Linked DNA regions of Homo sapiens: region 1 is linked to region 2. The links are chromatin contacts, found by Hi-C or POLR2A ChIA-PET in ENCODE. All regions are on one chromosome and are shown on one strand. Each heading gives the region's core, a stretch centred on a gene start or an enhancer-like site at or near the end of the contact. The rest is flanking DNA. Distances are from core to core; before and after follow the strand shown.

Region 1 (6,064 bases), core at 703-3,202, 450 kb after region 2:
AGTGAATATTAAACTTTTCCTCACCACAAGTATTTTTAGGAGTCATATGTTTTCTACTGGAGTACATATCTGCTTAGAATAGGAGAATAAGAGTTGCTTCAGGAAAAGTTACTTGGCAAGTGAATTTGGAATAGACCTCTAGTGAAAGCCAAAGGAAAATAAGTGCTCATGGTGCTCACTAGCACATTCCCTCACTCTTGCTCTCTCTCTCTCTCTCCCTCCCTCCCTCCCTCATTCTCTCTCTCTCTCTCATGCTGCCATATACACACTATACGCACGTATGTATACTCACACATTTGTATGTGTGTACTATATGTATAGAATGTATTTAGAGTAAGGTGAACAAAAGCTGGCCCTATGTCTATTAAAGGTCTGAAATGATAACTAAGCATGAGGCAGAACAACTTCTAAGATGTATTTGGGAACCACCCTTGCACAGCATAGTGATTTTTTATATATACATGAAAAGTATGGCAGGATGATAAATACTGTCCATTTGTTTACATGAATTTAAAAGGGCATTTAGAAGCAAGTGAACTATCTAATTTCATTTAAGAAATAACAGCTTTTGAGTTGCGAGCTAAATTAAATTTAAAGAATCCTGTCATTACCTACATGACCCTTTTATTACATGAGTTAGAACACAGAGCAGGTTATGTCTTTCTGGGTATATGACAACTAAATTACAATAAAGCTTCATCTACTCATGCTAACCTTATTCTCAAAGGTCTAATGATACAAAGAGGTTCTATTGTGTCCTGTGGCCCACTTTACATAATTGCTATGTTCCTTAAAAGTAGTAAAAGGGGAAGATTTGAGAGAGGTATAACAACAAAAAATCAACCTAATGAAACTATATTTAAGTAGATTCATTCTTTAAGAATTAATTGAACATACTATGCAGAAGGTAATGTACTAATCAAAAATGGCAAAATTATGTTAATGGTTTTTGACTCAAAAAATTTTTCTGGTGGATAAGGTGATGTACTTTGGAAACTATGCACAAGGTACCCTGGGGTATTTCACTCCTGCATTGTGCTAGTCACTTGGCTACGTCTTTACTCTTTCTGCCATACTCTACATGCTAGAGGGAAACCTGTGTCTTTAAAAACAACATTTAAAAAAATTTTCATATATTTATTGCAGACAGGGTCTTGCTTTGTCACCTAGGCTGGAGTGCAGTGGCACAATCGTGGCTCACTGCAGCCTTGACATCCCAGGCTTAAGTGATCCTCCCGGCTCAGCCTACCGAGTAGCTGAGACTAGAGGTGCATATCAGCATGCCAGGCTATTTTTTAAATTTGTTTGGTAGAGATGAAGTATTATTATGTCATCCAGGCTCTTGGCTTCAAGTGATCCTCCTGCCATGGGCTCCGAAAATGCTGAGATTACAGGTGTGGGCCACTGCACCCAGCCGGAAACCTGTGTCTTGTCTTTGGATTTGCTCTACTTCATTGTCACACAGAGATGGGTGTGATAGATCATCATAGCTAATTATTGAACAAAAGGATTTACATGTTTCCTTTAAATATAGACAAGGTCCTAAAAGAATTTAAAATAGACTTCTGTGTAAAACAAGAAAGGTTCTTGGATTGCAAAGACGATGTGCTCTAAATGTAGGTGATGCCAGGAGCAGTGCTTTAGAACAGCGAGTACGTCAAATCACCTGAAACTGAAACTCAGGTACAGCGTGTATGTAGAACTGTCATTCTCTAGTTTGCTGGTTGAGTGATGAGACTGCAGTCAAGGTGTAGGCTGGGGCTCAAGTCTTTACTGGGGAGAGATTTGCTTCCAAGCTCACTCTTGTGACTATTGGCCTGAGATGTCAGTTGCCACATGGGACTCCCCATAGGGCAGCTGGATTCTCTCAGAGCAGGAGGGTACCTAAAATAACACCATGGTCTTTTCGTAACCTAATCTCAGAAATGACAGCCAATCACTGTTGCTGCATTCTATTTACTGGAAGTGAGTCACTAAGTCCAGCCCACGTACAAAGGGAGGAGACTGCACAAGGAAGCAGTCATTGGACATCATCTTAGAGAAGGCCCACCATGGTAAATGTATTTCCTTAAACTGAGTATATAAAAATATTATTTTAACATGTAGTCAGCATACAATAATTACCAATAGATATTTAATACCTTTTACTAAGTCTATGGAATATAGTGTGTATTTTACACTTATAGCACTTCTCAACTCAGATGTTATATTTTCATTGGAAATACCCGATCTGTATTTAGATGTCATGAAATTTATACTTGAAAAAATAGATTCTGGGCCAGCACGGTGGCTCACACCTGTAACTTCAGCACTTTAGGAGGCCGAGGCAAGTGGATCATTTGAGGATAGGAGTTCATGACCAGCCTGGCCAACGTGGTGCGACCCTGTCTCTACAAAAATTAGCTGGGCATGGTAATGAATGCCTATACTTCCAGCTACTCAGGAGGCTGAGGCACGAGAATTGCTTGAACCCAAGAGGCTGAGGTTGCAGTGAGCTGAGATCGTACCACTGCCTTCCAGCCTGGGTGACGGAGTGAGCCTCTGTCTTAAAAAAAAAAAAAAAAAAAATTCCCATACTCAACTTATCCCAAATATACTTAAACATTTTCCAGTAACTGAATCAAGTATCAGTTTTAAAATTCAAATTAAAACTAAATAAACTAAAACTGTAGTCCCTCAGTCACACTAATTATGCTTCAAGTGCTCAGTAGCTACATGGCCGCCATATTGGACAGCAGAGTCCTAGAAGTTTTGCTGCAAAAGAAAGGCGGGTAATGACAAGGTACTTGAAAGAGTACTTGGAAGAAGCAGGCAAGTCGTATTTAAGATAATAGAAATCTCTGCATTTTTTTTTTTTGTTTGTGCACCTTGGAGAGAGAGATTTAAGGTGGCAGAAACATGGGATGTAATTGATGGGACTATGGATTATTGGTCAGACTTAAGTGGAGGTGCTATGGGGGCAGAAAGCCTGAAGTGATGAATGGCTTGTGGTAGGGACTTGGTATTCCAGGTGTTGAAATGTAAAATAATTGAGTGTGGGAGACTGAAACAAGAGCTTTTCAAAATTTTCTTTTGGGTTTGCCATTCCCTTTATCATTTTTTCCTAGTGTGAATGCCAAGAGAGAGAAAAGCACTTGGAAATGGATCCCATTTTCCAGGCTTCTGTTTCCTGTGAGCCTCAGAGGAGACCCTTTCCTGACCAGGAGCAGAAGTGTTCTCAGCATAGGAAGAACTCCCTGGGAATGGGCGTCCTGTCCATGTGACTCTTTCAACCAAATGCTACTTGTAAATTAGTGCAGCCACTGTGCCCTGCCTTGACCCTAGTCCTAACTATCTTGTCTCCATTTCCAGTTTCTAAACAAAATTGTGCATAAATATTTTATGTCAGAGGTAAAGGGGCATGGGATCATCTTGTTCAATACCTGTATTTTGTAAATGAGAAAATGGAAGGCCAGAGAAATTAAGTGATTTACTTACGGTAACACAAGTGGCCATTTAGGATACTCCCAGGCCTTTTGATGTCCAGTATATTGTTTCTCCAACCTCACCTGGGGAAGTAGCTGTCTCAGTGGTAGGGCTGGGGTATGGGTACATCTGGTATCTGCCTTCCTGTTTAAATGTTGAGGCTTATGGCCCTTGCTAGGGTTATTGGGTAGTGGGGAGTGGATTTGGTGGGTTTTCATTTGTAGTTGTCCCATGCTCTCTGTGCTTTTGGGCAAATTTCTTAAACCTCTGTAAACCCCAACTAAATGGCAGTGGTAACTGCCTCATAAGATTAAACGTAGACAAAAAGCACCTGTACAGGACTTAGAAGATATTCAATAACCACATATTTTTTTCTCCTTCACTACCTGGCTTTTGCTCATTCACTTGTTGTTTTTGTTTATTTTGATGAATGTTTAAGATCTCAAAGAAATGATGTAATGTGGTAGTAAAGAGCACCAACTTCAGAATCAGACACCTTGGGTTTAAATTTCAGCTCCACCACTTACTGGCTAAGGAACCTTAGGCAAGTTCCTTAATCTGTCTGCATGTCACCCTCATCTGGAATGTGGAGGTGGCAGCACTTGCTTCATATAGTGTAGTAAGGACACGAGTTAGTGCAGGTAAAAAACATTTTCTAACACACAGTCAACACTCAAGGATTAGCTGCTGTTGATACTGGATAGAAACTACTTTTTCTTGTGTTCTGTTTGGCTTTTACTGTTGGGACATGACACTAGCATTCCATATGTGCTTCTTTGATGTGAATATGCCACTGCCTCTTTGCTTGGTACATTATACCAAGTATAACTGAAAGTTGAGTCCCATTCCTAAAAATGAAAAATTAGATTATTCTTTTCTGATATTAATCATAATTCTCATTGGTCAAAGGAAGCTACAGATTTGAGTCCTGTCCCACAGATTACATGGCTTCAGGCAAATTACCGAGCGTCTGGGCAAAATGAGGGAGTCTTCATACAATCTAAAATTTTGTCAGTCCCAATTTAATCCCTTCCCCAAATAGGAAAACCATTTAGAAACTTCCTGAGGATTGAGATCTTTTATCCATGTGCATGTCTTTGGGGCTTATTTAAACACTGGGAGTTATTTGGGTGGCCTTTGCTAGGGTTATTGGCGGGGGGATTTGGTGGGTTTTCATTTGTAATTGTCCCATGTTCTATGCGCTTTGGGGCAAATTTCTTAAACCTCTGTAAACCCCAGCTAAATGGCAGTGGCAATGGCCTCATAAGATTAAATGTAGACCAAAAGCACCTTTAAAGGACTTAGCAGTAGATATTCATGAATGACTTGAATGACTTCTTATACCTCTGGCTACAGAACAGGTTGACTCTCAGCAACCCACCAAGTTTTTGCTCTCCTATGAACTGATGAAACTAATATGACCTTCCCTCCCTTCCTTCCTCAACTAAATAAAAAAAAATGCTCATAGAGAACCCCATCTTGTGCCAGTTATAGTTCTAGGTGCCAGCAGAGAATGAGACAGGCCACGTCCCAGCCCTCCAGGAATTTTTATTCTGGGGTCAAATAAAAAACAAGGAAATAAGTAAATAAGCAGGATGATTTCAGATAGTGATAAATGTGATGGGGACCAAGCAGGGCTATGTGAAGAGTGGGCCACGATGGGTGGGGTGTGCCTTGGTACCTTTTTTGAGTGGTTAGAGAATACCTCTAAGAGGAGGAAATATTTTATCTGAATTCTGAATGACCTCAAGGAGCAGGCAATTTGAAGTTTTCTGGTTAAAAGCATTTTGGACCGAGGGCAAAGCTATGGAAGGCTCTTGGATGTGAAGAGACTGGGTCTATTTCAGGAAAGAATGCCAGTGTGAATTACATGGGGCATTGAAACTGGGAGTAACAAGAGGGGCGCTGAGGTTGTCTCATTGGTTCTCAGACTTTAGCATACATCAGAATCACTTGGAGAGTTGTCAAATGTGGATTGTAAGGCCCTGCCCTTAATGTTTCTGATTATGTCTGTCTCAGGGGTGCGGCAGCCAAGTACTATGGCTGCTGCTCTGAAACCATACTTTGAGAACCACCAGGCTAGCTCATTTGGGGCCTGCAAGCCAAGGAAAAGAATTTGGGTTCATCAATGCATTGGAAGGCCAGTGAAGGATTAGAGAGATGTGATCTGATTTATGTCTTCTTTCTTGTTTTTCTCCCCCACTGACCTAATGGCATACATATTTAAAAGTTCACTCTGACTACTACAGGGGAGAATAGATTTTAAGGGACAAGAGGAGAAACAGGAGAGACCAGTGAAAAGGCTTTTGAAGCAGTTTGGGCAAGAAAAGATGATGCCTTGATTACCAGGGTGGTAGCAGGGAGCTGGTGAAAAGTATAGAAGTTCAGGATATGTTTTAGAGTTTAGATCCCAGGGGAATTGTTAACAGATTGGAAATAGGAGATAAAGGACAGAGAGGAATTAAAGTATGCCTGCTGGAGTTTTTTTGCTTGAGTTAACTGGGTGGTTAGTGGAGCCATTTGTAGAGATGGGGAATAATATAGAGTAGGTTTGTGTGAGAATGAGGATTAGAGATGAAGAGGAGAATCAAGTTTTGGT
Region 2 (6,038 bases), core at 3,224-5,723:
TTCATTTTCATGTTAGTATGATACTATAGATTCAGAATACACCACAATTCTTATATCCATTCTCCTGTTCAAGATATTTCTGTTCTTTCTTGTTTGACCTGTTTTCAATAATGCTTCCACAGGCATTCTTGTACACACACACATTTCTGTCAGGTATATGCCTAAGAGTGGCACTTGCTGGCTCACAGAGTAGACTCACGTTCAGTTGGTAATGCCAAACCATTTTTCTAAGTGGTTATACTAGTTTACATTCCTACCTGAAGTCTCTGACAGCTTCTGTAGCTCTAGATTCTCACAAACAGTATGATAAGCCTTTTTAAGTTGTAGCCATTCTGGTGGATGTGGAGTGGCACTTCATTAGTCCAGCAGAACAGTAGTATTCCTCCAATCACTGTCTGGGAAATAATGGTCTAGGAAACAAGAAAATTGGGCCAGAGTCTGGGAATCTTTTGGTAGATCTATGGATGTTACAAAAAGTATTCTTTGGCTATGAAGCTTATAAAATCAAATAGAAACCAGCATTATAGCTCCTACCCACAAAGGCTCTGAAGACCTTGAGTAATCAGAAACAGTAGACATGCACAGAGCAACCTATGAGTCCCAGCTGGAGGCTATTAGCTCTCTTCTAGTGTGAATTTCTGTGATTTATGCATGATATGTTTACAACATATGGTCAGACACCACTAAGGCTCCAGAGACCTTATGTTGGTAATCAATGACTATTTCACCTTAACCCTCTCAGAATCCACTCACTGAAGATTTGCAAACTACCTGTCGTTCTGTCTACAGAAAAAAAGTACGAAAGTCACAATGAAGTTAGAATCATAGCAAATGATACCACACCTCTGGTCACTCTTCCTTTATATAATTTTCTACTTTTAATGACAAGATAAATTAGTTTCTTCAGCAACAAAGAGTAAAGCTCTCTTTGCTGGCATTTATTTATTTTTCTTTTTTTCTATGAGGAATATCGCCACAATAATTATCATTTACTTTTCTTATTTTGTTCAAACCAGTTCTCATTAAAATGTGGCCCAGTATAACCTAAGAAAAATCAGTTCCTCAGAAGACGTCATCAGAAAACTCTTTGGAGCATCTGGATACCCAAAACTGAGTGATAGAATTAATATTCTATTAAATATTACTAGTAATGGTAAAATGAGTGTGGAGCAGTAGGGACTGGCACTTAATGAACATTTAGTTGAGAGACAGTGAGCAGGGCTAGTTTGTTCATGAGTAGAGAAGAAAAAGTTAAAAGTGCCTAGAAAATAGGAATCTTTCATGACAGAAAGTGTACACAATGAAACAATGAAATGTTATAAATTTACACTAAACGTGTGAGTATCAATGATCTAAATTAGTGGAAGCTGATTTCCTTTGTGTTCTTTCAGCATCTGACAAATGCTTGTATTATGAGTGATCTTACCCGATTACAACTGCTTGTGTTGGGATGAGATGTGAGGTGCTGTATTAGTCCATTTTCACACTGCCATAAAGAAACACCTGAGACTGGGTAATGTATAAAGAAAAAGAGGTTTAATGGACTCACTGTTCCACATGGCTGGGGAGGCCTCACAATCATGGTGGAATGTGAAGGAAGAGCAAAGGCACATCTTACATGGTGGCAGGCAAGAGAACGTGTGCAGGGGACACGTTCCTCTTTATAAAACCATCAGCTCTCATGAGACTTATTCATTATCACTAGAACAGCATGGGCAAAACTCGCCCCCATTATTCAATTACCTCCCACCAGGTGCCCCCCATGACATGTAGGGATTATGGGAGCTACAATTCAAGATGATATCTGACAATTCAAGATGATATCTGGGTGGGGACACAGCCAAACCATATCAGGTACTAACTACGTTTTACTTCCCTCACATTTCATTGCTTCTTCACCTGTAAAGTGTGTATAATAATACCTCATATGGGTGAAGTTTAAATGAACATATGTAAAGTGCTTAGAACAATGTCTGGCACATAGTACCAATAAATGTTAGTTTTGTTATTGTTACTAATATTATTAAATGTCTTCATCATTACCTGAGGCTCTTCCCCTACCCTCCCCAATTCTGGCCAGATAGCCAAGGCTATTATTGCCTAAGTGGAATTGTCGTTGGAGATGGACAGAAGAATTGTCAAATTCTTGTGCTTTATATTTAAATTCTTGTGTTAGGGGTTGAATTGTGCCTCCTCTCAAAAAGTTCTAATTCTGAGTAATTCAGAATATGCCCTTATTTTGAAATAGGGTATTTACAGAGATAATCAGGTTAAAATTAGGTTATGAGGGCGGACCCTAAACCAAAGTGACTGGTGTCCTTATAAAGAGGAGAAAATTTGACACAGAGGCATGCACAGAGGGAGGAGTACGTAAAGACAGTGATGCAGGGAGTGCACCATGTAAAGACAGAGACAGAGACTGGAGTTATGCTGCCACAAACCAAGGAACATCTGGGGCTACTAAAAGCTAAGAGAAGCAAGAAAGTATCCTTCCCCTGCAGGTTTCAGAGGAAGCATGATCATGCTGACAACTTGATTCTGGCCTCTGAGTAGCCAGAATTGTGAAAAAAATGATTTCTGTGTCTAAGCCCCTCAGGATGGCAGTTTGTTACAGCAGCCCTAGTAAACTGATACATTAGACATAAGACAAAAAGATTTCAAGGGAAAACAAGTGGCTCCAGCTTACCTTTGGTACAGAAAGAAGAGACCCAAGCAAAAACTCTTTTGAGTCTGTGAAGGAAGTTATGAAGAAGGAAAGGAGTCTCTGATAAGGGCTCCTTACATAGTTTGCCAATCTAGGATTAGCTAAAAAGATGAAAAGATGAGAAGTTTCCATCTATTTACACTATTCTAGTGTGGCAGAGATTGTGCCTCGCTTGCCTGAAGCCTGCAGAGTGCATTACATCCCATGGTTTACAAACAGCAGAACAGAGATGGCTGTGTGAGGCGCCTGGGGCAGGGAGGAAGGCTTAAGTCAGCCAATTACAGCCAAGAGTGACCCTGGGAACATGCTGCTTTTTCTTCTCTCCTCCTAAAGGACAGGAACAAAAGTTTCCTTAGAGGAAGAAGTGACAAAGAGGGGATGCTGCCATGCAAAGCTGGAGGGATGCTATTCCCGGGGCCCAGTGGGCCTGTGGGTACGTTAGTAGATATGAGGGATAATGATGGTCATGGATCATGCAGGACTCCTGGCCTCAGTGGATGCCCATGTGGAGAAAGGGGGAACGGGATCATACTCTGCTTTCTCTATATATGTACACAATCCTGAACTTAGATCAGTCTCCATGAGAAGGAGAGATAGAAGAGGAAAATCATGTATTGGTTGAATGCAAACCCAAAATCATTGGGAAAAGCCTCAAGTAATTTAGTTTACCTGGAACTGACTAGATTTATTTTTCTGCCATTAGACAAAATGGGGGCCACAATTGAAAACGAAGTATGTAATTAACAGTTCTTGAACACATGGCTGGGAAATATGGTATCAGCTATATTTGTTTTTCTTCTTTGTATGAGCTCCTTTATGGCAGGCACTGTGTGTTTCTCTCTGTGTCTTTTCAAGTCTAATATAATACTTGACATCATTTTTGTCCATCCATACAGTTGGTTTGTCAATATGAATGTATTTATTTAATTGATGATAAACTGTAATAAAATCATAGTTGTTTGCTCTAAAGTAGATATGAAAGGTCAGATGAAACAATAACATACATCTGGATTGAGAAATATCTTAATAACTGATGGATTATTTTTATTTTCTTTATGTATTGTGTGCTTCAATATCCTAATAAATAATATTAGCTAGGTTCACTGATGTATAGAATCTTTTTCTACATTTAGATATTTCTTGCAAATGTTTTACCAGAAAGCAACACAAAAATACTATCAGTGAGTATGTGTTTACACTGTTCTCTAAGGAGTCAAATTCCTCACCTTGAAAATAATTCATCCCAGGAAGAGAAAAGGTTTTCAAAAGACTAGAGCAGGCCACAAGGGAGCTTTCGCAAAACTCTACACGTAAAGGGTAATGTAAACTTAAAACCTATTTTTCAAACAGTAATTTATATATCTTTTAATTTTAGTAGTTTATGTGTGAAACAATCATGCAAAACAACAAAGTGATAAAATTTTTTAAAAAAATTAGTGAGATGCAAATAACTGAATATGTAAAAGGTCTCATACATATTTATATGTAGTAGATAAGTTACATTTTTTTAGTGTGTTGGGAAATTTTAGCTCACATCACCTCTCTACTGTCATCTTGGGGCACTTTCATGACTACCCATGCTTCATGCAGGTTTACTTTCCTCCCTGTGACAGAGGATAATGGGAATGTTTTTTCTTTGGCTCAATTTTGTGTGTGTCCGCCAGTAGATGGCGGTACCACTTTGAGTGCGATCGGCCTTTTTTTCTTTCTTTTTTTTTTTCCTCAAAGCTGTTTTCTGATATATGTTGGGTACCATAGAGTGAATCTCAGAACAGGAAGCGGAGGCATAAGCAGAGAGGATTCTGGAAAGGTCTCTTTGTTTTCTTATCCACAGAGAAAGAAAGAAAAAAAATTGTAACTAATTTGTAAACCTCTGTGGTCAAAAAAAAAAAAAAAAAAAAAAGCTGAACAGCTGCAGAGGAAGACACGTTATACCCTAACCATCTTGGATGCTGGGCTTTGTTATGCTGTAATTCATAAGGCTCTGTTTTATCAGGTAAGCTGACAAAACATTTCATTATCTGCACCATAGAACCTAGCTACCAGGTCATTTTCCTTACTTTAAAATCATCTTCATGCTGCTATTTTTAACCCAGTGTTGTTTAAATGTAAATTACAGGAACCAAAGGCATCGTTTGATGTGTAAACTGCTTACTATTTCTTTATCTTTCAAAGAAAATAGAGCCTGTCTGGAAATGGTGATTTATGGTACATACTAGGCATCAATGGTCTTGTGTTTTTGTAGATGCTTATGATTAATTGTATTCAGAAAAAATATTTTTTATTATACTTAAAGCTAGTCTAATGAGTTTCCTGGCTGTATGTCATCTATTTAAATGCCCAGTGTGTCCAGTATTTTTTAAACATAAATGTATAGTGAAATTGGAACTATCATTCTTGTGCTTTAGTTTTTTATTTAACAGCTTTAGAGAGGCCATGCATATAGGGAGTGATAACAATATAGAGGTGTTTGGCTTTGTGAAATACACTATCATTTTTCTCTAAAATCTGTTTTCATAGAGAAAAGAACACCAATACTAACCATTTAAAAGAGGTTGAACCTTCAAAAAATAAAATAATCTCTATATGTTCCATAATATGCTACTTCTTTATCCTTTAATATATTCATTTTATATTAAATGTTTACCTTTTAATTTATTGATTTAAAGATTATTATATATTCTTAATTGTTCTATAAGCTTGATAGATTGCTGTTTTTCTGTATATATTTAATAACTGTTTATTTTTATTAATTACCAGGAAGAACCACTGGAGCCATAAAACAATAATTTACTTTATCTATGATCCATATTGTCTGTAGTTGTATTTAGAATATTCTATATCATAACCATAAATGTTTCATTCAGTTAGCCACCACATAATTAGAATAAGAAATTATTGACAGAAAATCTATACATATTAATTGAAAGATAAGTTTTAAAAATCATACAGGGTTTTAAAATACACAACAGGTAGTATAATGTGGCTTATGAGGACAAAGATAAAGGCATAAGTGCTTGTAGGAATTTGCATGGAAACATTTCATCACATTCACTCCAAATAGAGTGTGCCCTATATGAAATGAAGACTTCTGATTTCAACAGGGCTTCCAGTCAGTACTGGCTAAAAGGGCTTCAAAAATAGAACTTAAGGCCTCCAAACTGTAATTCCTAATGATATGTTGAAAAATATTGACATCTCACTTAATATTTTACATTGAGTAGCAATAATAGTCCCCCCAAAAACATTTCAAAATAGTGGTTGCCTGAGAGGAGAGCCCTGGGTCTTGTCTATTTCAGAAGAATTCCTACCATAGGAGATAAAGAAAACTATT

What was found. Hi-C counts contacts between places; a loop is a spot of excess contacts on that map. ChIA-PET counts read pairs that join two places held with the same protein, here RNA polymerase II (POLR2A). Pooled maps may share reads with other maps.
Region 1: a map of OCI-LY7 shows a loop between it and region 2 (3-fold over the local background). The contact joins the enhancer-like site here to the promoter of SCN3A in region 2. A Hi-C loop is called at or near these places in 1 of 168 maps with a recorded cell type or tissue (OCI-LY7), 11 of 37 single-sample maps with no recorded cell type and 5 of 50 pooled maps. POLR2A ChIA-PET finds 5 or more read pairs at or near these places in 2 of 52 experiments (OCI-LY7 and activated CD4-positive, alpha-beta T cell).

What each region holds. Positions count from the first base shown.
Region 1 is chr2:164,750,244-164,756,307 of GRCh38, reverse strand. The region is part of intron 2 of COBLL1 (cordon-bleu WH2 repeat protein like 1); the gene reads left to right. Among named protein-coding and RNA genes, the nearest start is that of SNORA70F, 65 kb to the right of the region's middle. Within about 2 kb of position 1,952, at least 2 of the 41 ENCODE cell types and tissues checked have a DNase peak (open chromatin) inside an H3K27ac peak, as active enhancers do; they include OCI-LY7, where a contact is called at or near this core.
Region 2 is chr2:165,202,485-165,208,522 of GRCh38, reverse strand. It overlaps SCN3A (sodium voltage-gated channel alpha subunit 3), which reads left to right and starts at 4,473. Exons shown (of 28, transcript NM_006922.4): 1 at 4,473-4,700.